Regions from separate parts of the Homo sapiens genome. Here region 2 is linked to region 1. The links are chromatin loops, found by intact Hi-C in ENCODE. Cell type or tissue: B cell. All regions are shown on one strand.

The links. Hi-C counts contacts between places; a loop is a spot of excess contacts. Peaks named below come from ENCODE experiments on the same cell type or tissue, not always from the same donor. Only the 100,000 strongest peaks of a DNase experiment are listed, where the experiment ranks them.
Region 2: it touches region 1 in a loop (6-fold over the local background); 3 of 110 quality-filtered maps call a loop at or near these places.

Annotation. Positions count from the first base shown.
Region 1 is chr2:201,256,903-201,259,402 of GRCh38, forward strand. It overlaps a transcript of CASP8 not described here. Among named protein-coding and RNA genes, the nearest start is that of CASP8, 2.4 kb to the right of the region's middle. RefSeq lists enhancers at 679-728, 1,209-1,338, 1,298-1,442, 1,439-1,498, 1,519-1,938 and a cis regulatory region at 1,370. In B cell, a CTCF peak has its summit at 948; DNase peaks (open chromatin) are centred at 839 and 1,489; H3K4me3 peaks cover 2,289 bases; H3K27ac peaks cover 2,500 bases.
Region 2 is chr2:201,207,639-201,210,138 of GRCh38, forward strand. CASP10 (caspase 10) reads left to right here. Exons shown (of 10, transcript NM_032977.4): 8 at 437-545; 9 at 1,432-1,924. Among named protein-coding and RNA genes, the nearest start is that of CASP10, 26 kb to the left of the region's middle. RefSeq lists an enhancer at 1,347-1,396. In B cell, no CTCF peak of the experiment used is centred here; a DNase peak (open chromatin) is centred at 1,433; H3K4me3 peaks cover 440 bases; H3K27ac peaks cover 1,553 bases.

The DNA of each region.
Region 1 (2,500 bases):
TGCCAGGCCGAGGCGGGTGGATCACCTGAGGTCGTGAGTTTGAGACCAGCCTGACCAACATGGAGAAACCCTGTCTCTACTAAAAATACAAAATTAGCCGGGCATGGTGGCGCATGCCTGTAATCCCAGCTACCCAGGAGGCTGAGGCAGGAGAATCGCTTGAACCCGGGAGGCGGAGGTTGCTGTGAGCCGAGATGGCACCATTGCACTCCAGCCTGGGCAACAAGAGCGAAACTCCGTCCCCCGAACAAAAAATTCAAATGGGAAAGAGAGGCAGATGGCAGAGAACAGGGGAGGGGCTGGGCACCGTGGCTCATGCCTGTAATCCCAGCACTTTGGGAGGCCAAGGCGGGTGGATTTCTTGAGGTCAGGAGTTCAAGACCAGTCTGACCAACATGGTGAATCCCCATCTCTATTAAAAATACAAAAATTAGCCGGGGGTGGTGGTGGGTGCCTGTAGTCCCAGCTACTCGGGAGGCTGAGGCAGGAGAATCACCTGAACTCAGGAGGTGGAGGTTGCAGTGAGTCAAGATCGCACCACTGTACTGTTGCCTGGGCAACGCACCGAGACTCCGTCTCAAAAAAAAAAAAAAAATGAGAGAACAGGGGAGGGTCTAGGGCTCAGAGCTTTGGAGAACAGACCTCAGTAGCACCAACACTCCAGGATCAATGCTACAAAGACACGGGTTACAACTAAACTGGAGAACATGGCCAAGGATGGGAACTCAGCCTGAGCAGGGCTGAGCCGAGCAGGGCTAAGCCAAGTAGGGCTGAGCCAGAACACTTCCTCCTTTTTTCTGAACAATCTACCTACATTTCAGCTACAGGGCTGGCTTTACCCAGTCCGGCGGGAGGGAGGAGAGGGCTGGTCTGTGACTTCAGTGCTGAGGTTTGATCAAGGCAAAGGGAAACTTCCTATTCCCAGACCCTTTGCAAGAAAGAATGGCATATTACTTGCCACCGACAGGGGTTATTATTACTAAATGGAGTCAGTATAAATGCTTTCCAATAAAGCATGTCCAGCGCTCGGGCTTTAGTTTGCACGTCCATGAATTGTCTGCCACATCCCTCTTCTGAATGGTTGGAAATTGGGCATCTGTTCCTTTAAACAGGAAACATTTCTTGTTCGAGTGAGTCATCTCTGTTCTGCTTTAGGAGTAAAGTTTACCCTGCAGTTCCTTCTGTGGTGAAGTTTTCTCTTTCTCTCGGAGACCAGATTCTGCCTTTCTGCTGGAGGGAAGTGTTTTCACAGGTTCTCCTCCTTTTATCTTTTGTGTTTTTTTTCAAGCCCTGCTGAATTTGCTAGTCAACTCAACAGGAAGTGAGGCCATGGAGGGAGGCAGAAGAGCCAGGGTGGTTATTGAAAGTAAAAGAAACTTCTTCCTGGGAGCCTTTCCCACCCCCTTCCCTGCTGAGCACGTGGAGTTAGGCAGGTTAGGGGACTCGGAGACTGCGATGGTGCCAGGAAAGGGTGGAGCGGGTGAGTGCCTGTTGCCAAGGTGGCCTCTTCAACAGGAAACCACAATATTTTTGTTTCTTGACTTGCTCTAGAAACAGGGCTGTGGGGGTGGGGAAGCAACTTGGATCTGCCCTTCTGAGGACACCTCTGGGTGCTGCCTGGCCCAGGTCTCCTGTGTGGTTTCTCTCTGAGCCGTTGCCTCTGACTTTGCTACTTTTTCACTCTGAGCAGTCTCCAGTTCCTCTGCTACCTTTTTGTCCTCCAAGCTTCCCTGCCGCCTCGAATGCAGATACACGGTCTCCCTCCTGTGGACCCGTTTGGAGAGTCCAGAAGACTTTATCAATCCACTTTTTTTTCTTTTTCATTTGGCCCTGGGGCCGACGGTTAAGTACTTTATTCTGTCATTCTGTCGAATCACGATGCCCTGAGGTGCACAGCCCCTTCCCCCTCTTCCGTGTCTGAAGGGTTTCCTTTTATCTCTCCACCCCCACCCTTGCCCTCCTGCCCTCTCTCTTGTTCCCCAAAGACAGTTCTCTAATGTTTTGATGTGGATTCGTGAATTTATCTGTATCTTTGCAAAATGTATTTTTCTTTTGTATGTGTACACTGTTTTTTAACTATGCGATCTCAGGCAAGTAATTCCTCTGTGCCTCTGTTATCTCATCATTAAATGATTAATAATGCCTCCAGAGGTGACTGTGAGGCTTGAAGGAGATAATACGCATACATCACTTACTACACGAGTTAGCAATTATTATTGCATATTAATACTATTGGTATTTTATTTTGCTCATTCTGTTTCTATTTCTTTTTTATTTATTTATTTTTTGAGACAAAGTCTTGCTCTGTCACCCAGGCTGCAGTGCAGTGGTGCAATCACGGCTCACTGCAGCCTCAACATCCTGGGATCAAGCAATTTTCCCATCTCAGCCTTCAGATTAGCTGGGACCACAGGCGCGTGCTACCACACCTGGCTAATTAAAAAATTTTTCTTCATAGAGATGGTGTCTCATTTTGTTGCCCAGGCTGGTCTCAAACTCC
Region 2 (2,500 bases), 49 kb before region 1:
CCCAGCTACTCGGGAGGCTGAGGCAGAAGACTCGCTTGAACCCAGGAGGTGGAGGTTGCAGTGAGCTGAGATCACGCCATTGCACTCCAGCCTGGGTGACAGAGCGAGATGCTGTCTCAAAAAAAAAAAAAAATTATCTGGGGGTGTTGGTGGGCACCTGAGGCAGGTGGATCCCTTGAATCCGGGAGGCAGAGGTTGCAGTGAGCCGAGATCGCGTCACTCACTCCAGCCTGGGCAACAAGAGTGAGACTCCATCTCAAAACAACAACAACAGCAACAACAAAATAACAACAACAACAAAAACATGGTTTAAACAACTGGCATGGGGAGATACATCCTGCTCTTCCTCACAGTGGATCCATTGGAGTGGTTGGTTAGAAACATTTAAGGCCCTAAGATAAGGATTCCTACTAAGTGGCTCTATCTATTCTTCAAGAGGGCAGCTGTGTACAGGATGAATCGGAACCACAGAGGCCTCTGTGTCATTGTCAACAACCACAGCTTTACCTCCCTGAAGGACAGACAAGGAACCCATAAAGATGCTGGTAAGAAAGTCTGGAACAGTTTATCAAATGCAAATTGGGGATCTTAAAATTATTTTTTATTTTCACATTTTCTTTCTGTGACTTTTATCTTCCATATACGTGTAAGGATGATATCATGTTTCTGAGCCTCTTATATATCCCTGGGGAGTCATCAGTCTGCTAAAGAGTGGCAAGAATCTTTGACTATTCACAATTCTGAATAGAGGAGAGCATGTACTGGGGGAGAGCCTGCTGGATTGGCACGAGACAACTTGGGCGTGAGCTCCAGCTCCACCACTAACTAGGTGTGTGATCATGGGAGAGTCAAGAGACCTTGGCTTCTTCAACTGTGAAACAGGATGAAACACTGGCCACTGCCGATTCTCAGGACTGTTGTGACAACACTGGGTATTACGTGATAGGAGATTCATTGTAAGATTTTATGGTTATGAAAATAAAAATAATCCAAAGCTTTAGGCTATTTGCTGTGCAAATTTTGTAACTATTAGCATTGTTTCAGTTTTTTTTTTCTTTGAGACAGAGTCTTGCTCTGTTGCCCAGGCTGGAGTGCAGTGGTGCAGTCCCAGCTCACTGCAACCTCTGCCTCCCAGGCTCAAGCCATTCTCGTGCCTCAGCCTCCCGAGTAGCAGGGATTACAGGCGTGAGCCACCACACCTGGCTATTTTTTGTATTTTCAGTAGAGATGGGGTTTTGCCATCTGGCCAGACTGTTCTCAAACTCCTGACCTCAAGTGATCCGCCTGCTTCGGCCTTCCAAAGTGCTGAGATTATAGGTGTGAGCCACTGTGCCCGGCCTTGTTTCAGTTCTTCATTTTGTTTTGCATCATTTTATTATTTCCCCTTTCTCTCTCTCTCTCTCTTTTTTTTTTTTTTTTGTTTTTAAACAGAGATCCTGAGTCATGTGTTCCAGTGGCTTGGGTTCACAGTGCATATACACAATAATGTGACGAAAGTGGAAATGGAGATGGTCCTGCAGAAGCAGAAGTGCAATCCAGCCCATGCCGACGGGGACTGCTTCGTGTTCTGTATTCTGACCCATGGGAGATTTGGAGCTGTCTACTCTTCGGATGAGGCCCTCATTCCCATTCGGGAGATCATGTCTCACTTCACAGCCCTGCAGTGCCCTAGACTGGCTGAAAAACCTAAACTCTTTTTCATCCAGGCCTGCCAAGGTGAAGAGATACAGCCTTCCGTATCCATCGAAGCAGATGCTCTGAACCCTGAGCAGGCACCCACTTCCCTGCAGGACAGTATTCCTGCCGAGGCTGACTTCCTACTTGGTCTGGCCACTGTCCCAGGCTATGTATCCTTTCGGCATGTGGAGGAAGGCAGCTGGTATATTCAGTCTCTGTGTAATCATCTGAAGAAATTGGTCCCAAGGTGAGAGCTCTTTTTTTTCTTCCATTTGTAATTAATTAGTTTTATTTATTTTTTATTTTACTCTCATTCAACACCTTTGGTAAGGGTGAGAGTTCTACGTTGTTCTATCCATGTACCTGTTCAACCATCTGCCTACCCTCCTGTTTATCTATTTATCCATCTATCCACCCATTCATCTATCCATCCATCTATCCACCCATTCATCTATCCATCCATCCATCTGTCCATCCATCCATCCATCCAGCAACCTTGTATTGAGTACCAGCCTGGACCTGGAAAGGAAGATACAGAGTTAAAAAAAGACAGAGTCCTTGCCCTCAGGTTGCTTACAAGCTAGAGGGATAGACAAACAAATAGACGGGGAAGGGCATCCCCAGCTGGTAAGTGCACATTGTGAAGTATAGGTGTTATGGGAACATGCAGAATGAGTACCTTGCCCAGATTTGAAGGATCAGAGGAGGCTTCTAGAAATGACAAATAGATGTTAGGTAAAGAATCAGGTGAAAGATGTGCTGGGCAGAGGGAATAGCATGAACAAAAGCATGGGGGCCTTTTATTTGTTCGTTTATTTATCAC